Linked DNA regions of Homo sapiens: region 2 is linked to region 1. Evidence: chromatin loops called from intact Hi-C (ENCODE). Cell type or tissue: Caco-2. All regions are shown on one strand. Links, peaks and the distances in the headings refer to the core of each region. The heading gives the core; the rest is flanking DNA. Region 1 overlaps LRP2 (LDL receptor related protein 2). Region 2 has its middle 36 kb from the start of LRP2.

Region 1 (11,864 bases), core at 2,563-7,562:
TGTCTGTGAGTGTTTTATTTTGCTCTCCATCTTGACTGTTTGGCTGGGTACAGGTTGCAAGTTAATTTAAACCTGGAATTTGAAGACATTGCTCTAGTGACGTCTAATATCTAGTGTTGAGTCCAGTGCCATTCTGAGTACCATTTCTATGGATATGACTTTGATATGGATATGGATATGACATTAAAAATTAATCTTCCTCTGTTTCCATTTTCTCTGGATTCCTTTTCCTTTTGATTTCTTTTCAACTTTCTTCTTTTTGATGGAAGCTTTTTCCAAGTGTCTGAGTTGCTAGTTTGGTATTAAGGGTGAGGTTATAAAACCTGACCCAAAAGTCTGTACATGTGGATAGGCCTTGTCAGCTGGTGAGCTTCAGGCAGGAAGGTGGCTTGGTTGCCAGATTGCTCCCCAAGGCAACATTAGTGAGTCTTTTCTGGAGATGGTCAATTTCTCCTTCATAGATGCCTCCATTTTCCTTCATGAGGTAAGGGGAAGATGTGGGGAGATGGTGGTCTGTTCTGGGGGTGATTAATTTCTCCTCCATAGATGCCTTCATTCTCCTTCTTGGAGTAAGGGGAAGATGTGGGAAGATGGTGGTCTGTTCTGGGGGTGATTAATTTCTCCTTCATAGATGCCTTCATTCTCCTTCTTGGGGTAAGGGGAAGATGTGGGGAGATGGTGGTCTGTTCTGGGAGTGGGCAGAGGAAAGGGAGCTGAGGGCGCCCTTTCAGTATTCCTATAATCCTCCTGTACTCAGTTCCACATCCATCTCAGTTCTGTGTTGAGGACTGTGCCTTGAACCCATAGCCATTCTGCTTCAGCTCCTCCAGAGAAAATCTGTGGTCCCTTAGAGGAGATAGAGGAGTGGCGTGACACTCAGGATCTGGGAGGGACCTAGGCATTGGATTGCTCCTTATCTTGCTTTATCTGAGCCCCTTAGTTCCTCGCCCCTGCCTTTGTTAGGACCTGGTGCCTCTGAGTGTGAGTGCACTGAGGCTTCTGCATATGTGGGTGTGTCTCTCTTCTGTTGACACTTAGTTTGTAGCATTTTCCCCTTCTTAACTGAGTTATCACTCCTCCAATACCTTACTTTTCAAACATTTGTTGGAATTACTCATCTGCTGTTATTTTACTGTCTTTTAAGTAGAATTTCGGAGGAAGAGGAGATAAACATGTTTGGTTTGTCAATCTGCTATTTTGAATGAGAAATTATCTTTTTTGAGGACTTAGAATCAGGCCCACTGAGCTTGGAGCACTGCAGTCGAGCTTAGTTCTCAGGAAAAGGTAGTATTGGGTTTCTAGCTGCATGCAGGCCAAGTCTCCCACAGGCACCTCCACAGGTCAGCTTCCTTCTGTTTTGTTGATCTGGAATTCTCATAGTATTTTTGGTAAACTTCAAGTTCGTATGCTGAGCAACCTACCTTTTTTTAATTTTTTTATTTTTATTTATTTATTTATTATTATACTTTAAGTTTTAGGGTACATGTGTACAATGTGCAGGTTAGTTACATATGTATACATGTGCCATGCTGGTGCGCTGCACCCACTAACTCGTCATCTAGCATTAGTTATATCTCCCAATGCTATCCCTCCTCCCGCGCCACCCCACAACAGTCCCCAGAGTGTGATGTTCCCCTTCCTGTGTCCATGTGTTCTCATTGTTCAATTCCCACCTATGAGTGAGAATATGCAGTGTTTGGTTTTTTGTTCTTGTGATAGTTTGCTGAGAATGATGATTTCCAATTTCATCCATGTCCCTACAAAGGACATGAACTCATCATTTTTTATGGCTGCATAGTATTCCATGGCATATATGTGCCACATTTTCTTAATCCAGTCTATCATTGTTGGACATTTGGGTTGGTTCCAAGTCTTTGCTATTGTGAATAGTGCCGCAATAAACATACGTGTGCATGTGTCTTTATAGCAGCATGATTTATAGTCCTCTGGGTATATACCCAGTAATGCGATGGCTGGGTCAAATGGTATGTCTAGTTCTAGATCCCTGAGGAATCGCCACACTGACTTCCACAATGGTTGAACTAGTTTACAGTCCCACCAACAGTGTAAAAGTGTTCCTATTTCTCCACATCCTCTCCAGCACCTGTTGTTTCCTGACTTTTTAATGATTGCCATTCTAACTGGTGTGAAATGGTATCTCATTGTGGTTTTGATTTGCATTTCTCTGATGGCCAGTGATGGTGAGCATTTTTTCATGTGTTTTTTGGCTGCATAAATGTCTTCTTTTGAGAAGTGTCTGTTCATATCCTTTGCCCACTTTTTGATGGGGTTGTTTGTTTTTTTCTTGTAAATTTGTTTGAGTTCATTGTAGATTCTGGATATTAGCCCTTTGTCAGATGAGTAGGTTGCGAATATTTTCTCCCATTTTGTGGGTTGCCTGTTCACTGTGATGGTAGTTTCTTTTGCTGTGCAGAAGCTCTTTAGTTTAATTAGATCCCATTTGTCAATTTTGGCTTTTGTTGCCATTGCTTTTGGTGTTTTAGACATGAAGTCTTTGCCCATGCCTATGTCCTGAATGGTAATGCCTAGGTTTTCTTCTAGGGTTTTTATGGTTTTAGGTCTAATATTTAAGTCTTTAAGCCATCTTGAATTGATATTTGTATAAGGTGTAAGGAAGGGATCCAGTTTCAGCTTTCTACATATGGCTAGCCAGTTTTCCCAGCACCATTTATTAAATAGGGAATCCTTTCCCCATTGCTTTTTTTCTCAGGTTTGTCAAAGATCAGATAGTTGTAGATATACGGCGTTATTTCTGAGGGCTCTGTTCTGTTCCATTGGTCTATATCTGTGTTTTGGTACCAGTACCATGCTGTTTTGCTTACTATAGCCTTGTAGGATAGTTTGAAGTCAGGTAGTGTGATGCCTCCAGCTTTGTTCTTTTGGCTTAGGATTGACTTGGCGATGCGGGCTCTTTTTTGGTTCCATATGAGCTTTAAAGTAGTTTTTTCCAATTCTGTGAAGAAAGTCATTGGTAGCTTGATGGGGATGGCATTGAATCTATAAATTACCTTGGGCAGTATGGCCATTTTCACGATATTGATTCTTCCTACCCATGAGCATGGAATGTTCTTCCATTTGTTTGTATCCTCTTTTATTTCATTGAGCAGTGGTTTGTAGTTCTTCTTGAAGAGGTCCTTCACATCCCTTGTAAGTTGGATTCCTAGGTATTTTATTCTCTTTGAAGCAATTGTGAATGGGAGTTCACTCATGATTTGGCTCTCTGTTTGTCTGTTATTGGTGTATAAGAATGCTTGTGATTTTTGTACATTGATTTTGTATCCTGAGACTTTGCTGAAGTTGCTTATCAGCTTAAGGAGATTTTGGGCTGAGACGATGGGGTTTTCTAGATATACCATCATGTCGTCTGCAAACAGGGACAATTTGACTTCCTCTTTTCCTAATTGAATACCCTTTATTTCCTTCTCCTGCCTAATTGGCCTGGCCAGAATTTCCAACACTATGTTGAATAGGAGTGGTGAGAGAGGGCATCCCTGTCTTGTGCCAGTTTTCAAAGGGAATGCTTCCAGTTTTTGCCCATTCAGTATGATATTGGCTGTGGGTTTGTCATAGATAGCTCTTATTATTTTGAGATATGCCCCATCAATACCTAGTTTATTGAGAGTTTTTAGCATGAAGGGTTGTTGACTTTTGTCAAAGGCCTTTTCTGCATCTATTGAGATAATCATGTGGTTTTTGTCTTTGGCTCTGTTTATATGCTGGATTACATTTATTGATTTGCGTATATTGAACCAGCCTTGCATCCCAGGGATGAAGCCCACTTGATCATGGTGGATAAGCTTTTTGATGTGCTGCTGGATTCGGTTTGCCAGTATTTTATTGAGGATCTTTGCATCAATGTTCATCAAGGATATTGGTCTAAAATGCTCTGTTTTGGTTGTGTCTCTGCCTGGCTTTGGTATCAGGATGATGCTGGCCTCATAAAATGAGTTAGGGAGGATTCCCTCTTTTTCTATTGATTGGAATCATTTCAGAAGGAATGGTACCAGTTCCTCCTTGTACCTCTGGTAGAATTCGGCTGTGAATCCATCTGGTCCTGGACTCTTTTTGGCAACCTACCTTTTAAAATATTCCTCATAGTCAGTGGTTAAACTCTGTATGCTTTGTTGAGGGAGGCATTACATTGTTCTTTTTTTTTTTTTTGAATGAGTACACAGTATATGCAGGAAATGAGTTGTCAGAAATCAAATTAGCTAATGTGGTGGTGTGGTGTAGTGCCAGATACTTGGGAGGATCACTTGAGGTCAGGTGTTTGAGGCTGCAGTGGGCTATGACTGTGCCACTGCACTCCAGCCTAGGTAAGACCTGTCTCTAAAGAAAAAGAAAAAGAAATCATATTAAAAGTCAGGATTAGCTGAATGAAGCCCTCAGGAGAACTCCCTCCTTCAATGATACCTTCTTTTTTCCAAATTCTCTTTTTCTACTGACTTTTCCCTATCATCAGATATGCTCAAGTTTCTCCCATCCTAAAAAATATGCAACTTACCCTTCACTCCATGTTCCTCTTTAGTGATAACCCCTTCTCTGCATTTCATGGTCAAGTTTCTTGAAAGGTTGTTTTGCACTTTCCTATCCCTTCTTCCACATTTCTCACTGATTACTCACCTCTTGCAATCTGCCCACCAGGTGGCTGACACCCCTCTCATCCTGGTCACCTCTAATCCCTTTCTTGCTAAATTAAATAATGCCTATCAGTCCTGTATTTGGTACTTCAGCCATCTTCTCTCAAATATTCTTTCTTCCATGACAGCATACTCCTGGATTTCCTTCTATTTCTTGATCATTTTTTTTTTTCTAGTGTACCCTGGAGATCTTTTCTTTTTCTCCTGTTCTATAAAAAACTGTAAATCTGTTGTTCAACATTGGTCCTCCTCTCTCTGAATAATTTCACACCTTTCCTGCCTTTGATTACTATCTATGTAGCAACTATAAATAATTATGGGGAGACTTTTATAATAGTGCATTTACTGAGTGTTTTTCCTCCTAAACTGGGGAATGAGGGAAAGACCAAGCAAGCCTTTCTGTAGGTCATGATAAAAATCTCTATGCAAGTTCTCTCTCTGAGGTTCAGACCCATAGTGCCAGCTGCCTTTTGGATACGTCACCTGGATATCCTACAATCACCTCTAAACCAACATGTCTAAGTGGATGCTTCATCCAACTTCTCACAGGCCTTAGAGGAAGGGCATGACCACTCACCCCTTCCTTGGTGCCCCATCCCCACCTGGTGGTCATCATGAACATCTCCCTCTCTTTTAGCCTCTATCATTAACTCATTAACCTCCAGCCACACTCCTAGAACATGTAGAGTTTTCAGTCTCTGTGTCTGTCAACCACCCCAGACCTCTGCTTTGCCATGTGGCCCATTAGGAATCTGTGCTCTCAGACCATCCTATGCATCTCTCCATCTCAGCACTCATTACTCTTTTATTTTTGTCTCTTGGCCTAGTTGCCTCCTCCTCTTTCACCACCTCACTATGAATTACCTTGAGGGTGGTGTCCACACTTCTTTCCAGATGCTTAACTTCTCTTTGACTTGGTTCTCTCATCTGTAGAATAGGAACGATACTAATGCCTACTTGATTGAGTGGCTGTGAGGATGGATGAATCCATGTAGAATACTTGGTCCAGTTTCTGCCACCTAGTAAGTGCTCATTTAATCTAAGCTGTGATTATTAACACTACTAACAATATTGTGTTTTCTAAATATATAGTTGGCTTTCTATCACATAGAGAACTTTCTTTTCACAATTTGCTGAATAAATGAAGAGAAAAAGTAGTAGGATTTTTTCTTCCTACTGCAAAAGAAAGAGGTATGGCTGTTTATTCTGATTCAGATTTTCTTTAGTGAAAAAAAGAAAAAAGAGGGTAAAAGAAAGCATAATAACTCCATAAAGAGGAAAGCGTTTTTTTTTTTTTGTTGTTGTTGTTTTTAATCAGTTCTGATTTCCTTTCTGGTATCTCTGCTGGTGTTTTCAAAACTTGGCAACTTTGTGGCTGTGGAAGACTGTTGATGAGAGGGTTGGGCGATGATACCTCAGGGTTACCCTCAGGTCGTACCTGGTGGTGTCAGCTTATCAGAGCCGTCTCCGGGTGGTAGTAGGTGAACTCAGGTATCTCTTCTTCAGATATTCTACAGTGAGAAATTTTTTTCTGGAAGGTTGGACATGGGAGTAAATCCAGGCCATACCATTCCTGGTTCTGTTTGTCAGTATCATATCTACTCTTTGAGATCCAAAGTTTGAGGAATGGATAGATTCTAGGTTTGTCTCATGTTATTGCTCAGCAGCTTACAGAGTTTTTTTTTTTTTTTTTTTTTAAAGAATTCCACATGTGTTCCTGAAATATGCTCTAACTCTGACACAAAATTTCAGTGTGCATTAGTAGGAAAATTGATGCCTTACAAAATATACTTAGCTTAAAATATGTCCATATTTTAACTTATAGGAAGAGAAATTCTCGCAGCTAACAGGGTGGAAAATGTTGAAAGTTTGGCTTTTGATTGGATTTCAAAGAATCTCTATTGGACAGACTCTCATTACAAGAGTATCAGTGTCATGAGGCTAGCTGATAAAACGAGACGCACAGTAGTTCAGTATTTAAATAACCCACGGTCGGTGGTAGTTCATCCTTTTGCCGGGTAAGTGTGTTCATGTTTTCCTAAGAGCTTGAAACTGTATGTCTTTTACAGTCATTGAAAAGTGATGCCCTAGGGATTTAGGTAAGTTCAGCAAATATAAGATTGAACTGTATAAGTTGAAATCACCTTAAATTTTATTTCTTTTTTCCTCCAAAAAACTTTATTCTGGGGGAGTAAAAAAAATTGTTTTTAAACCCAAAACATTTCTTCTAACTTTTGGCTTTCTCAGTCTTCACTGAAGAGTAGTTTTTTTCACAGTTGCAGAGGACCAAACAATGTGATATAGATTCAGTAGAAAAGGAGTGAATAGGCAACAGAATTAACAGGAAAGACCCAAATTCTTTCCCTGCTTTAATATATTTATATAAAGCTTAGCAAAACTTGCTTAATCATTCAGTAGTTTTCAGAATAAAAAGTTTTTCAGACCACAAAGTTTCATGTTTTACCATTCTATAATTGGTGGTGCCAGACAAGGAAAGACAGAAGAGTTCACAGTATTCCTTTTTGGTTCCTACTTTTCTTATTTAAATATGTTTAACAGCTACTGTGTTTATTTAGAACAAATCTGAGCTATGTGTTGTATATGAGTGGAATGATAAAAAAGATGGCTGCTAACCCACCAATGCCTGATTACCCAGGGAACATCCATACCTGTTCTTCCGTTAGATATATAATCTCATCAGCTTCCAAAGCTAGTTTGTGAAGGAGGTATGTGTAAATACCCATTTTAGAGAGAATGAATCTAAGGCGCAGTGAGATAAAGTGACTTGTGAAAGGGCCCGCAGCTATTAGGCAACAGTCAGTATTCAAATTCCAGACCTGTCTGACTGGAATGCCTGTGTGCCTAAAAAAGTCTGTTTGCTGCATCTAGAGTATCTGCTTTAATTTCCTCTCTGTAAGATAATAAAAGAAACACATTTTAAAACTGATGTTATTATTGATAAGAAATTTCATTGCCCTATAGAGAGTTAAACAGTTTAGTTTTTTAATGAATTTGTCTTAACTCAAACTTTTGGCCTTTGGTTTTGAAAAACTGTTGAATTCCTTTCCTGATGACTCTTTTGTTTAAAATGATATGAAGTAGTTACATTTCAGAAAGTTACATTTTGGAAAAGAATAATTTTGATTCCTCTGGATCCCATAAAAGAGAAAAAGTTGTTTTTTTATTTTCTTTTGTTTTTTTTGTGTTTTTTTTTTTTGTTTTTGTTTTTTTTTGCCTCTAGACTTATCTTTTTCCCACTCTTTAGAATATTAAAAAAATGCTTGGGTCAGATACTGTTTGCATTGCATTGATTTGGATGCTTTCTTCATCTGAGATGAATGGTTTCCTGCAAATTTATCAATTCCTTATGGAAGAATGACTAGAGGATCCTGAATGTTTAATCTAGAGAGAAAGAGATTGAAATGTTTTCTTGCTCTGTTCGTTGTTTATTATTTTATTTTAATAACGTGGAATATTTAATAGGTAACCTGAATTGTGTCTTGTTAGAGAATATGTTAGGCGACAATAGTTTTAGTTCCTAAACTCTGAGACAGTGGTTCTCTTCTCTCAATGCCCATTTAAATGCCATTTGTATTTGTGACTTTGGTTACATGTTAACTAAATTTTAACTGAGAATTACATGAGTTATACACTAAGTATGTTAAGTTCAATAGCATATAAAGAAAACAAAATTAATTGCAGTATCTGGAGAATCTCTGTTTGTTCTAAATCTCTGGAAGTCATGTAGTTTGTCCCAGTGTTAACAGCCTTAATTTACTACTGCTTTTTCTAGGTATCTATTCTTCACTGATTGGTTCCGTCCTGCTAAAATTATGAGAGCATGGAGTGACGGATCTCACCTCTTGCCTGTAATAAACACTACTCTTGGATGGCCCAATGGCTTGGCCATCGATTGGGCGTAAGTAGGAATCATCATCCCCGATACTTAGTTCTCTTTTACTGCAGAACACATAATGAGGCAGGTTGGGTGATATGATGGTGTAAGGAAACTGGTACTGCTTGCCCTCGCGGAATTTTAAATAATTAATTGGTGATGGGAGAAGGATATTGAACAAGAACACAAAGGACATAAACATAGTTGGCCAGCTACTGCTGGGGTGAAAACTAATAAATTCATGAGTATTCTGAGAAAATTGCTAGAGAAAGCTGAATGACAAGATTTAGTGGAAACTCAAGATGGGGGAGGTGGGTCCCAAGCAGCATTTAAAGTAGGGTACAGATTTGTTGAACTGTAGGCAGTGTGTAATTTCTTACAGGGAACATCTTGAGTTTAGGAAATCTTTGGAGTCAATTAATCAACAAATGCACCTTTGCTTACATGCACTTTGGGAGGACTTTAAAAGTATAAGCTATGGTTCTCAAGAAATTGATGATCTATCTAGGAATATAGGAAAAGGAATAGAGTAAATAAGCTTATAAAGATGAAATGCCAAGGTAACTTATGGGAGAAAAAAAGGGAAGAAATATATTTCACCTTTTAAACATAGATTACTACCACTGTTTTTCTTAACTTGTTGATTTCACAAGGAGAAAATAAAATTTCTGGCTCAAAGATAGCAACATTTTAAGTTTTCTAAGACAATTGATTGAAAGCCACTTCATGAAAAGTAGCCGTCTCTTTCTGGGGGACATAAAACTGTTAAATTTTTAATGAATATAATTTAAATTTTAAAAACTTTGTTTAATAAATGTGTCAACTGACCCTACTGTTTTTGGATGCCCTTTGTGTAAAGGGTGCTCTGATAGTTTTTGGATAAGAGATAACTAAATATTTTATTATTTTAGTGCTTCACGATTGTACTGGGTAGATGCCTATTTTGATAAAATTGAGCACAGCACCTTTGATGGTTTAGACAGAAGAAGACTGGGCCATATAGAGCAGATGACACATCCGTTTGGACTTGCCATCTTTGGAGGTATGTTTTAAAGCAATAAAAGTATGTATTGTTTTTATACATTGCAAGTTACAATAGTAAACTCATCCTCATGTGGCATTTTCACAATCCCAGAAAAGCTGGCCACTTTAAAATGAAAAAATTTAAAATGGTGCTATATATTTAGACAAAACATTTGGTTTGTTGATGGTGTATTTCATTTTTAGAGTGTGATTTTTGTTTTGTATATATTCGTATAATGTTGACAGTGTATATGGGTACAGCACTTTGTAGATTACATGTATTATACAATTCAACATCCCAAGTACTTAGTTATACAAGTATCACGTGAGGAAACAGTAAATTACTGCCTTCATTTTCAAGAATAAAACAGCAAGAGCTGTTTATAGTAATCATTGTAGCATTTCATTATTCTCCAGTGTTTGTAAGAATCTCATTAGAAATCCTTGTGGAAAAAACGATTACACATATTCATCAACTATATGCTGACTGAATGACTTTGAAACTTTTTTATTCAAAATGTTGGAGAACTGACATCGTCTTTGTTTTATGGAAGTGTTAGGTTATGCTTTATGAAGAACAGCAAGACATAATTTTTTTTCGTCAACCTTTCCAAATAATTTCATGCTACTAGTGAAGATTGCTGAGAAGCATGAATTCTGGGGAACTACAGTCACAATGAGCACAGCCAGTGCTTGCCTGTCTTCTCAGCTCCCCATTTGAGTGCAGGCATGCTGCTGTGAGTTGAGTTTCTGGGAATAAGAATGTAGCCTGGTACCATGAAACAGGTGGTTTGCTTAGTCTTGAAAACAGGAGCTCTGTGAATGGTTGTATAGCTTGTGCACTGCATAAAAATGCCAGGCCAAGAGGGTGAGGAGACACTGAAATCTATCCTGGGTCTGTTTGACAAACCATGATTACTCCAGTTAGAGGGGTCATGTTTTGTTTAAGTCTACCAAAAGCCCTGTGTATATGCTAGTTGTGTCCCTGGTTGAAACCTCCTACTTTGAATAATTAACACAGTGCTTGAAAAGACTAGACACTCACTATAAATCAAAGACTTTCTCACATGCATAGAATGTATGTGTGGAATGAATAGTTAGTAAGTATATTGCATATCTTGTCCTGCTGTCTGTTTATCTGTGGAGGAGTGTGTGGTATTTAAAAAATGCTCATGAGATTTTTGATGAGTTAATTATAAATACTCCTCCCGTCCCCCTCCCGCCGCTGCCATCCATTTACTCCCTTTTCACTAATGATGTCAGACACATGCTATTTGCTGTCACATAGAAACATTATAAAAAGTTGAATTTTCTCTGCTCTGGGCTGGGATGTTTTGGGATTCGAGAAAATGTAGTTTTAGTATCTTTTGGTTTCATCAGTATGAAAAAAATTTGAATGCATACCCATGAGGACAACACAACATTCCCAAAATAGCAATAATTATTTATTTCTTTCAACATTGCTGTTTTTTTTTTTTTTTATTATACTCTAAGTTTTAGGGTACATGTGCACATTGTGCAGGTTAGTTACATATGTATACATGTGCCATGCTGGTGCGCTGCACCCACTAATGTGTCATCTAGCATTAGGTATATCTCCCAATGCTATCCCTCCCCCCTCCCCCGACCCCACCACAGTCCCCAGAGTGTGATATTCCCCTTCCTGTGTCCATGTGATCTCATTGTTCAATTCCCACCTATGAGTGAGAATATGCAGTGTTTGGTTTTTTGTTCTTGCGATAGTTTACTGAGAATGATGGTTTCCAATTTCATCCATGTCTCTACAAAGGATATGAACTCATCATTTTTTATGGCTGCATAGTATTCCATGGTGTATATGTGCCACGTTTTCTTAATCCAGTCTATCATTGTTGGACATTTGGGTTGGTTCCAAGTCTTTGCTATTGTGAATAGTGCCACAATAAACATACGTGTGCATGTGTCTTTATAGCAGCATGATTTATACTCATTTGGGTATATACCCAGTAATGGGATGGCTGGGTCAAATGGTATTTCTAGTTCTAGATCCCTGAGGAATCGCCACACTGACTTCCACAATGGTTGAACTAGTTTACAGTCCCACCAACAGTGTAAAAGTGTTCCTATTTCTCCACATCCTCTCCAGCACCTGTTGTTTCCTGACTTTTTAATGATTGCCATTCTAACTGGTGTGAGATGATATCTCATAGTGGTTTTGATTTGCATTTCTCTGATGGCCAGTGATGATGAGCATTTCTTCATGTGTTTTTTGGCTGCATAAATGTCTTCTTTTGAGAAGTGTCTGT
Region 2 (11,864 bases), core at 3,696-8,695, 140 kb before region 1:
AGGGATCCAGTTTCAGCTTTCTACATATGGCTAGCCAGTTTTCCCAGTACCATTTATGAAATAGGGAATCCTTTCCCCATTTCTTGTTTTTGTCAGGTTTGTCAAAGATCAGATGGTTGTAGATATGTGGGATTATTTCTGAGGGCTCTGTTCTGTTCCATTGGTCTATATCTGTGTTTTGGTACCAGTACCATGCTGTTTTGGTTACTGTAGACTTGTAGGTTAGTTTGAAGTCAGGTAGTGTGATGCTTCCAGCTTTGTTCTTTTGACTTAGGATTGTCTTGGCAATGTGGGCTCTTTTTTGGTTCCATATGAACTTCAAAGTAGTTTTTTTGAATTCTGTGAAGAAAGTCATTGGTAGCTTGATGGGGATGGCATTGAATCTATAAATTACCTTGGGTAGTATGGCCATTTTCATGATATTGATTCTTCCTATCCATGAGCATGGAATGTTCTCCCATTTGTTTGTATCCTCTTTTATTTCATTGAGCAGTGGTTTATAGTTCTCCTTGAAGAGTTTCTTCACATCCCTTGTAAGTTGGATTCCTAGGTATTTTATTCCCTTTGAAGCAATTGTGAATGGGAGTTCACTCATGATTTGGCTCTCTGTTTGTCTGTTATTGGTGTATAAGACTGCTTGTGATTTTTGCACATTGATTTTGTATCCTGAGACTTTGCTGAAGTTGCTTATCAGCTTAAGGAGATTTTGGGCTGAGATGATGGGGTTTTCTAGATATACAATCATGTCATCTGCAAACAGTGACAATTTGACTTCCTCTTTTCCTAATTGAATACTCTTTATTTCCTTCTCCTGCCTGATTGCCCTGGCCAGGGCATCCAACACTATGTTGAATAGGAATGGTGAGAGAGGGCATCCCTGTCTTGTGCCAGTTTTCAAAGGGAATGCGTCCAGTTTTTGTCCATTCAGTATGATATTGGCTGTGGGTCTGCCATAGATAGCTCTTATTATTTTGAGATATGTCCCATCAATACCTAATTTATTGAGAGTTTTTAGCATGAATGGCTCTTGAATTTTGTCAAAGTCCTTTTCTGCATCTAGTGAGATAGTCATGTGGTTTTTGTAATTGGTTCTGTTTATGTTGAACCAGCCTTGCATCCCAGGGATGAAACCAACTTGATCATAGTGGATAAGCTTTTTGATGTGCTGCTGGATTCGGTTTGCCAGTAGTTTATTGAGGATTTTTGCATCGATGTTCATCAGGGATATTGGTCTAAAATTCTCTTTTTCTGTTGTGTCTCTGCCAGGCTTTGGTATCAGGATGATGCTGGCCTCATAAAATGAGTTAGGGAGGATTCCCTCTTTCTCTATTGATTGGAATAGTTTCAGAAGGAATGGTACCAGCTTCTCCTTGTACCTCTGGTAGAATTTGGCTGTGAATCCATCTGGTCCTGGACTTTTTTTGGTTGGAAGCTATTAATTATTGCCTCAATTTCTGAGCCTGTTATTGGTCTATTCAGAGATTCAACTTCTTCCTGGTTTAGTCGTGGGAGGGTGTATGTGTCGATGAATTTATCCATTTCTTCTAGATTTTCTAGTTTATTTGCATAGAGGTGTTTATAGTATTCTCTGATGGTAGTTTGTATTTCTGTGGGATCGGTGGTGATATACCCTTTATCATTTTTTATTGCTTCTATTTGATTCTTTTCCCTTTTCTTCTTTATTAGTCTTTCTAGTGGTCTTTCAATTTTGTTGATCTTTTCAAAAAACCAGCTCCTGGATTCATTGATTTTTTGAAGGGTTTTTTGTGTCTCTATTTCCTTCAGTTCTGCTCTGATCTTAGTTATTTCTTGCCTTCTGCTAGCTTTTGAATGTGTTTGCTCTGGCTTCTCTAGTTTTTTTAATTGTCATGTTAGGGTGTCAATTTTAGATCTTTCCTGCTTTCTCTTGTGGGCATTTAGTGCTATAAATTTCCCTCTACACACTGCTTTGAATGTGTCCCAGAGATTCTGGTATGTTGTGTCTTTGTTCTTGTTGGTTTCAAAGAACATCTTTATTTCTGCCTTCATTTTGTTATATACCCAGTAGTCATTCAGGAGCAGGTTGTTCAGTTTCCATGTAGTTGAGCGGTTTTGAGTGAGTTTCTGAATCCTGAGTTCTAGTTTGATTGCACTGTGGTCTAAGAGACAGTTTGTTATAATTTCTGTTCTTTTACATTTGCTGAGGAGTGCTTTACTTCCAACTATGTGGTCAATTTTGGAATAGGTGTGGTGTGGTGCTGAAAAGAATGTATATTCTGTTGATTTGGGGTGGAGAGTTCTGTAGATGTCTATTAGGTCTGCTTGGTGCAGAGCTGAGTTCAATTCCTGGATATCCTTGTTAACTTTCTGTCTCGTTGATCTGTCTAATGTTGACAATGGGGTGTTAAAGTCTCCCATTATTATTGTGTGGGAGTCTAAGTCTCTTTGTAGGTCTCTAAGGACTTGCTTTATGAATCTGGGTGCTCCTGTATTGGGTGCATATATATTTAGGATAGTTAGCCCTTCTTGTTGAATGGATCCCTTTACCATTATATAATGGCCTTCTTTGTCTCTTTTGATCTTTGTTGGTTTAAAGTCTGTTTTATCAGAGACTAGGATTGCAACCCCTGCCTTTTTTTGTTTTCCATTTGCTTGGTAGATCTTCCTCCATCCCTTTATTTTGAGCCTATGTGTGTCTCTGCACGTGAGATGGGTTTCCTGAATACAGCACACTGATGGGTCTTGACTCTTTATCCAATTTGCCAGACTGTGTCTTTTAATTGGAGCATTTAGCCCATTTACATTTAAGGTTAATATTGTTATGTGTGAATTTGATCCTGTCATTATGATGTTAGCTGGTTATTTTGCTCGTTAGTTGATGCAGTGTCTTCCTAGCCACGATGGTCTTTACAATTTGGCATGTTTTTGCAGTGGCTGGTACCAGTTGTTCCTTTCCATGTTTAGTGCTTCCTTCAGGAGCTCCTTTAGGGCAGGCCTGGTGGTGACAAAATCTCTCAGCATTTGCTTGTCTGTAAAGGATTTTATTTGTCCTTCACTTATGAAGCTTAGTTTGGCTGGATATGAAATTCTGGGTTGAAAATTCTTTCTTTAAGAATGTTGAATATTGGCCCCCACTCTCTTCTGGCTTGTAGAGTTTCTGCCGAGAGATCAGCTGTTAGTCTGATGGGCTTCCCTTTGTGGGTAACCCGACCTTTCTCTCTGGCTGCCCTTAACATTTTTTCTTCATTTCAACTTTGTTGAATCTGACAATTATGTGTCTTGGAGTTGCTCTTCTCGAGGAGTATCTTTGTGGTGTTCTCTGTATTTCCTGAATGTGAATGTTGGCCTGCCTTGCTAGATTGGGGAAGTTCTCCTGGATAATATCCTGCAGAGTGTTTTCCAACTTGGTTCCATTCTCCCCGTCACTTTCAGGTACACCAATCAGATGTAGATTTGGTCTTTTCACATAGTCCCATATTTCTTGGAGGCTTTGTTCGTTTCTTTTTATTGCTTTTTCTCTAAACTTCTCTTCTTGCTTCATTTCTTTCATTTCATCTTCCATCACTGATACCCTTTCTTCCAGTTGATCGAATCAGCTACTGAGGCTTGTGCATTTGTCACGTAGTTCTCGTGCCATGGTTTTCAGCTCCATCAGGTCCTTTAAGGACTTCTCTGCATTGGTTATTCTAGTTAGCCATTTGTCTAATTTTTTTCAAGGTTTTTAACTTGTTTGCCATTGGTTCGAACTTCCTCCTTTAGCTTGGAATAGTTTGATCATCTGAAGCCTCCTTCTCTCAACTTGTCAAAGTCATTCTCTGTCCAGGTTTGTTCCGTTGCTGGTGAGGAGCTGCGTTCCTTTGGAGGAGGAGAGACACTCTGATTTTTAGAATTTTCAGCTTTTCTGCTCTGTTTTTTCCCCATCTTTGTGGTTTTATCTACCTTTGGTCTTTGATGATGGTGACGTACTGATGGGTTTTTGGTGTGGATGTCATTTCTGTTTGTTAGTTTTCCTTCTAACAGACAGAACCCTCGGCTGCAGGTCTTTTGGAGTTTGCTGGAGGTCCACTCCAGACCCTGTTTGCCTGGGTATCAGCAGCGGAGGCTGCAGAACAGCAGATATTGGTGAACAGCAAATGTTGCTGCCTGATCATTCCTCTGGAAGTTTTGTCTCAGAGGAGTACCCGGCCGTGTGAGGTGTCAGTCTGCCCCTACTTGGGGGTGCCTCCCAGTTAGGCTACTTGGGGGTCGGGGACCTACTTGAGGAGGCAGTCTGTCCGTTCTCAGATCTCAAGCTGCGTGCTGGGAGAACCACTACTCTTTTCAAAGCTGTCAGACAGGGACATTTAAGTCTGCAGAGGTTTCCGCTGCCTTTTGTTTGGCTATGCCCAGCCCCCAGAGGTGGAGTCTATAGAGGTAGACAGGCCTCCTTGAGCTGTGGTGGGCTCCACCCAGTTCGAGCTTCCCAGCCGCTTTGTTTACCTACTCAAGCCTTGGCAATTCTGAGCGCCCCTCCCGCAGCCTCGCTGCTGACTTGCAGTTTGATCTCAGACTGCTGTGCTAGCAATGAGCGAGGCTCCATGGGTGTAGGACCCTCTGAGCCAGGCGTGGGATATAAACTCCCGGTGTGCCGTTTACTAAGACCATCAGAAAAGCGCAGTATTAGGGTGGGAGGGACCCGATTTTCCAGGTGCCGTCTGTCACCCCTTTCCTTGGCTAGGAAAGGGAATTCCCTGACCCCTTGTGCTTCCTGGGTGAGGCGATGCCTCGCCCTGCTTCGGCTTATGCTCAGTGCACTGCACCCACTGTCCTGTACCCACTGTCCGACAATCCCCAGTGAGATGAACCCAGTACCTCAGTTGGAAATGCAGAAATCGTACGTCTTCTGCGTTGCTCACACTGGGAGCTGTTCCTGTTTGGCCATCTTCTTGATCTTTTGAATTATTTATAAGTTTAGATTATCTGGGGTCACTGTTCTTCTCCATCAAACTAGGTACTATAAGGTTGATTCAAGAAGAGATATATTCTTCATGTGGGTTTGACTTTCACAAACTTGCTTTTTCTGGTAGTAACTACCAGAAAATAGCTACCACGTGTACGTATATCTGTGTGTGTGTGTGTGTGTGTGTGTGTGTGTGTGTGTGTATTTCATAACATACATGCAAGTACCAAGATAAGCATTTTAAATTTGCATCTCATTTAATCCTCACGATAGGGAGGAAATTGAAATTTAGTAAAATTCAGAGACTTGCTCAAGATTGCCCAGCTAGAATTTGGACTTTGATGTGTCTAATTCTTAAATTCACGACTTTTCTCTTTGGTAATCTGTGTTAAACATGTTAGTTTTATTTGCTAAAATATTGACTTCATCATGGCTGGGTGCAGTAGCTCACACCTGTAATCCCAGTACTTTGGGAGGCCGAGGCGGGCGGATCACCTGAGGTCAAGAGTTCGAGACCAGACTGGCCAACATGGTGGAACCCCGTCTCTACTAAAAATACAAAAATTAGCTGGGCATGGTGGTGCATGCCTGTAATCCCAGCTACTTGGAAGGCTGAGGCAGGAGAATCGCTTGAACCTGGGAGGCACAGGTTGCAGTGAGCTGAGATCATGCCACTGTACTCCAGCCTGGGCGACAGTGAGACTTTGTCTCAAAAGAAAAAAAAAAATGAATACATTAAGTCCTCAATGTCATCAATAGGTTCTTGGAAATGGCAACTTTAAGCAAAATAAGATATAACAAAACCGATTTTATTTTTCTCATTGACATTATAACTAAGCCAGCCATGGTGGTTCATGCCAATAATCTTAGTTTCTCAGGAGGCTGAGTCAAGAGGCTTGCTTGAGGCCAGGAGTTCAAGATCAGCCTGGGCAACTTAGTGAGACTCCCATCTCAAAAAAAAAAAAAAAAAAAAAAGACATTATTCAAAGACCTGTTGTACCTCATTTTGCTTAAAGTTGCATTTCCACAGGACTTAGTGTACATTGTTTTGTCAACCGAATGAAAATTGCTTCTTAATGTTAGGAAAAAATGCAAGCAGAGAGGATACAGAAATAAACCTGTTAATTATGTATGAAACAAGACCTACTAATTTAACCTGGCTGTCTAAGATACAGTTCGCTTTCAGTAAACATCACAGATTTAAATCATTTTTTCCTCTAAAACATAAAGGGAAATTTTAGAAATGTCAAATTATATAGCAAGAATGTCAGTGAAAAAAAGGATTGTATCTGGCCACTGGGTGTCAATCTTGATCCACAGTCACAGGGAAAGAACACTCTTTTATGACTCCAGCTTTTCTTTCTCATTCTCTCCGGAGAGAGTTAGGAGAGTGATTTTATTTATAGCTAATAGGACACATTTTCTCTCTTAAAATCTTTGTGATTTCTAGTCCACTACCATGAAGATTATAATCTTCAGAGAATCTGAGGAGGAAAAAAAGACTAAAAATAGCAGCCAAAGAAACATCTTTAACAAAAATGCACTACATTTGCAGTTCTAAAATTATTCTGGGCTGGGTGTGGTGGTTCATGCCTATAATCCCAGCACTTTGGGAGACTGAGGGAGGAGGATCACTTGAGCCCAGGAGTTCAAGACCAGCCCGGGCAACATAGTGAGACCCTCTCTCTAGAAAAAAAAAAAAAATTAGCCGGGCATGGTGGCACGCGGGCCTGTTGATCCCAGCTACTCAGGAGGTTGAGGTGGGAGGATCGCTTGAGTCCAGGAGATTGAGGCTGCAGTGAACCGTGATCGCACCACTGCACTCCAGCCTGGGTGACAAGAGTGAGACCTTATCTCAAAAAAAAAAAAAAAAAAAATCATTCTGGGATAAGCTTGGCCAGCTGTGTAAGACATTATTTTGTGACTTGATTTCTGTACAGTTCTGACTATGTAAAATTTCAAAGTTCCATATGTCAAATATTTGTCTGGAAAATCTAGCTCTTTTAGTGAAATGGTATGTTTTATTATATGATTACCATTTTAAACTAGGAAAAAGGTGAAACTTCAGAAGGTTATATAATATAGGGGGATTTCTCAGCCTCACAGTTCCCTTACCATTACCTCCCTCTAGTGCATCCTTCCAGAATCTAGATATACTCTATACATACATAAGCATTTATGTCTACATAGCTCCTCTGTTTTTAAATACACAAATGGCATAGTCAACATGCCATTCTGAAACTTTTTTTTTTTTACATTTAATAAAGTATCTTGGACATTGCTTTGAATCAGTTAATGTAGATCTGCCTTATTCTGAATTGAGACCATACTTTAAAAAAAGACATTAAATAGTGCTCTGATGTTCTCATCTTTTAGGATTTTACAAGTGGCACCAAAGGCAAGAATTTGGTCAGACATGCCAATCCAGATTAGAGGAAATGGAACGCAGAGGAGCTGGACATCCTCACCTCTCATGGTCTGCAAGTCTTTGATTCCCCTTCTCCTCCTCCTCCTTCCAAACCCCTCCAACACTCTTGAACATATCTCTGACTTCTGTTTATCTTACACTTGCTGACAAATCTCCTTGGAAGCTGGTGGTCCATTTAGCCATGCCACAGCCATATCATGGCCCCCAAGACACACCACAGCATTGTAAGGGCCCCGAAGAAAACATATCATAAAATTAGATAAAGCTGGATATTTGTAAGTAAAATTTTAAAAATCCCTTGTTTGGTTAAAACAATGCAGATTTGATTTCATTTACTTCTAAGCTCTTTAACTGAATTGAGCATATTTGTATTTTCCCAAATTCAGTAGATTAGACTTGAATCTCTCATCCCATAAACAGGGATGCCCCAAATGAGTCTCAATGATTACTGTATGTTGCTGTGGCCGCAAATTCACCTTCCATTATGTTGGACTGACATTCAAACTGTTCTGGACAAAATGCCAGTACTCTTTCTAAAACCAGTGTAATCATGATGTGTTGAGATATACCTTCAACAGGTAGCCGATGAGTCCTAGCTTTCTGGAGTTGTTGCACTCTGCTGCTGGGTTTCAACTTCCCCTCCCATCCCAGGCACTGCGGGTGGTTTTGCCTCGGTTTTGAATTCATTTGGTTTTGAGCACTTGTGGAGTCTTGTTTCATGTCCCTGGGGATCGTTAGTGACATCCTGGGTGTGGAGTGCTGGGGGATATCTGTTACCAAGCTGTGGTCTCTTTCTCAGCGTAGTAGTTAGAACCGTTGGTCAGTAAATGGGCTTTCAAAAAGCCTCAGGGCTTTGTAATTCTACAAATGGTATAAAACAGGCCCCTTTGGAGCGATTCTGCAGCACTGCCCGCTAAAAGTTAAGGGAAATGACTGGCTCTGTGTCCAGAAGGGAATGAGTGTTGGATGTTTTATCCCCTGATTGGATGTACAGAAGCTGGCCTTGATATGCAGCTGAGGTCCCTGTTGGCCTCAGAAGCTCCAAAAACATCTTAGCTAGGAATGATGTGAAGTCAGGGCTCCTAGCGGGGTGCTCCCCAGGCCTTCTGGAGCAGTGTTTCAATGGGCCTTTATAGTCTGGCTGCCATGTAATCTATTGAGGCTTTGAAAACATTAATGCAGCCTCTGAAAGGGTCCAGCACAAAGGAGGGGTGGAGGTGCCACCAACAGGAAAAAAAGGGCCTGCTTCCTTGCTTCTCAGACCTCCATCACCAGTGATCCAGAAGAATGAGTTCCTTACCTGGGACTGTGCTGGAAAGCTTTGACCTCTAGTTTCTATTTTTGCTTTTAGTGGGTAACTGCTGCTAAACCCAGTGTCAAATAGGCCTTTCAGAAATGCAAAGAAGGATTTAGTGCTATTTGTTGTGTTCCCTTGGGCTGGATACTAACAGTTTCTTTATTTGTGAAATAAAAACAACAATAATGATACTACCTGTGGAAATAAATGAGATAATGTGTGTAAAAGGCTTGGCACAAAGCTGGCCCGTAGTAAGTGCTCAATTAATAGGGGCACCAACATTAGGAGAAAAGGTTGCTTTCATAGTTACCTGTGTGGGATGACTTTAGTTATTCCTTGTCTAAAAGCAGACCTACTCCCCTGACTCTGATATGTGAAATTCTGTAACTAGAGATTCACTTCTAAAAATCAAAATGTCTTGGTAAGTGTAAACACTTCTGTGAAAGAGAACATTCAGGCTTGGCAACCATTTACACATTAATGAGAATAAACTTAACAGATTTTGTTAGGGAGAGATAAGGGCAGTGAGTACTTTGGGAAGAGAAAGAGTTCCCACTGAGTAGAGGAAAAGTGTAGAGATACTCCAAATCTAGAGATAGGGCAGGCTGCCCTGTTAAGTAAGCACCTCTATTTCCTTGGGTTTGTGTTCTTTTGAGACAGGTCATCTGATGACCCAGAAATATTCAGTCTCATGGTTCCCTCGCTCCATTATTAACCATTTATTAATTCTTTGCTTGAATTAGTACAAGACTGGAAACAGAATGAGGGCAAAAACCCCAATATGCTTGTACTACTGCATGTTCAATGCCTTCATAAATATTTGTCTTTGAAGAACGGTATATAGGTACGGTGTTATATAAATATAATTGAAAGTGACATATGATTGAAAGAATATGTCCTTAATATTTCCATTCTGAAGAGTATATTCTTTCAGAAGAGAGCTTATAGCTTTTCTAGTTAAATGTACTTATTTTACAAAGAGGAATTTAAGGGCCGAAATGGGGAAGTGATTCTTCCCAGATCTCCCAACTAATTAGTGGCAGAACAGGACTAAATCTGGGGTCTTTTGTTCCAAAATGGTATTTACAATGCAGAATTCAGCATAGCCAAGTAGTCAAATAATAAATGTCTGGGACAACTAAGTTGGTCCAATACATATCTGCAGATTTTATCTGGAGTTAAGTATGCAAAAAGATACAATTCAATTGCATTAAAACTATATTTCCTAAAATGAATCTCTGTGGTTAGAAGTCAGAATATTAGCTTCCCTGATAGGATGGGAGTGACAAAAAGGGTCATGAAGAGAGTTTCTGGGCATGTTCTCACTCATAGGTGGGAATTCAACAATGAGAACACTTGGACACAGGAAGGGGAACATCACACACCAGGGCCTGTTGTGGAGTTGGGGGAGGAGGGAGGGATAGCATTAGGAGATATACCTAATGTAAATGACGAGTTAATGGGTGCAGCACACCAACATGGCACATGTATACATATGTAACAAACCTTCACATTGTGCACATATACCCTAGAACTTAAAGTATAATAATAAAAAATATTAATTAATTAAAAAAAGAGAGTTTCTGGGATGCTGATCATGGTCTGTTTCTTGATCTGGCGCTGGCTAAATGGATTAATTTATGAAAAATTTGTTTAACCCTATACTTGATGATTTGTGTATATGCTTTACTCTTTAATTTTAAAAGCTCACTTAGAAGTATATCTATTGGCTAAGTGATGCCTGTGCAAGACCTTGAGATGCTATGTTTTACCCACATTAAAGGAAGGATTGAAACAAATAGTGGGAGGACAGAGGCTCACATTTTAGAAAGGTCATAATTATGCCCTGCGGGCCTTTCACTCCTTCCTGGAAATCGGTTCTCCCAAATCAGCAAATTTATTTCAGAAATGTAACAGATAAAAATCTGCCCCACGGGAATCTTTCGTTCAAACCATTTGGAAAAATACAGGGACCTGTAGGTTTCTGGTTATTGCCATGAGCTCAGGGTTAGAAATGCTTGTCCCCTGTTTGGCCACTGTATAACCTTTTATGTGCCGTTATCTGATCTTCTTTTCACCCCAGGCAGTAAAGGGAGTGATAAGTCCTCCTCAAGGTCTCTTGCAAAGACCTCATAGGTGGATGGAGGAGGGGCAGAGGTGCCAGATGCACAGCTGAATTGAGCAGAGCTATTTCAGATGTTCAGTCTGTTCCTACACTTCTGCTCCTCACAGTGTGAATGGCATGTGTGTGCGAGGCAGGTCCAAACGTGTTTTTCTTGAAATGAATGTTAGCACAGAAGGGAGTGGAAATTAATGGGTTTTTATCTAGAAATGGAAGGAGGAGGCGGCTGCATGCTATTGATGTGGAACTGACCACAGCCTACCACCAATTTCTCATTCTTTGATCTTCTGCCATGATTTCTACTTTTAAAAATTTCAATTAATGCTTCACCATGGAAACTATGGCATCCTTAATGGCCCACCAGAGTAAATGCAGCTCTTCTAGTTTTATAGATTTTTAAAACCGAAATTAATTATAGAAAATCTGAAAATAGCTATCAGCTTTCTAGAAATATTGTGATAGTTGTCTCAGCATTCTGTATTCCCATTCATTGGATGCTTTTTTCTTTTTTTAATATGACAACTCACCATATGAAGTTACTTTTTTTCTTTGCATCCAGAGTTGCTCAAAAACTCTTTTGAAGTGTATTAACAATTCCTTCAATTTCACTTTTCCTTTTCTGGTTGGAATAAGAAAAATATTTATTATTTTTAATATGTAGGTCAATTTTAGGAATGAAAAATGCTCTCCTTACATAGTTGAAACATTAAGAAGTGGCAACAGCCCTAGTCAACATTTTAATTGGGTTCATATAATCATTTACTGCCATTGGCTCCCTATTTAAAGTGTGCAAAAATGCCTAGGTCCCAGCTCTGTGCATTTCAAGGCAGACCAAAAAACACCTATGAGTAAATAAAACTAGACAAAAATTCAAAGAGCAAATATTTAGACCTAATATTTTTTAAAATTTAGATTTTACAAAATCTTTGCCATACAGTTCAGCAATTCCTTCTCACACTCTACTCATTGTGTATCAAGCTTCATATTGGGCATTACACAAAATAATGACTATCAAAGTTGCTTTGGATAGAAGGGGTATGATTCTTCCTTAACTTGAAAATGAAGTAATTGTATTAGACATAAATCCAAAGGGAAAATG

What was found. A loop is a pair of places that touch in the nucleus more often than their neighbours do. Peaks named below come from ENCODE experiments on the same cell type or tissue, not always from the same donor. Only the 100,000 strongest peaks of a DNase experiment are listed, where the experiment ranks them.
Region 2: it touches region 1 in a loop (21-fold over the local background); 1 of 110 quality-filtered maps calls a loop at or near these places.

What each region holds. Positions count from the first base shown.
Region 1 is chr2:169,253,840-169,265,703 of GRCh38, reverse strand. LRP2 (LDL receptor related protein 2) reads left to right here. Exons shown (of 79, transcript NM_004525.3): 17 at 6,487-6,679; 18 at 8,455-8,580; 19 at 9,468-9,598. Among named protein-coding and RNA genes, the nearest start is that of LRP2, 100 kb to the left of the region's middle. In Caco-2, for the core only: no CTCF peak of the experiment used is centred there; DNase peaks (open chromatin) are centred at 5,238 and 7,483.
Region 2 is chr2:169,392,245-169,404,108 of GRCh38, reverse strand. No RefSeq gene overlaps it. Among named protein-coding and RNA genes, the nearest start is that of LRP2, 36 kb to the right of the region's middle. In Caco-2, for the core only: a CTCF peak has its summit at 6,228 (motif pointing right); no DNase peak of the experiment used is centred there.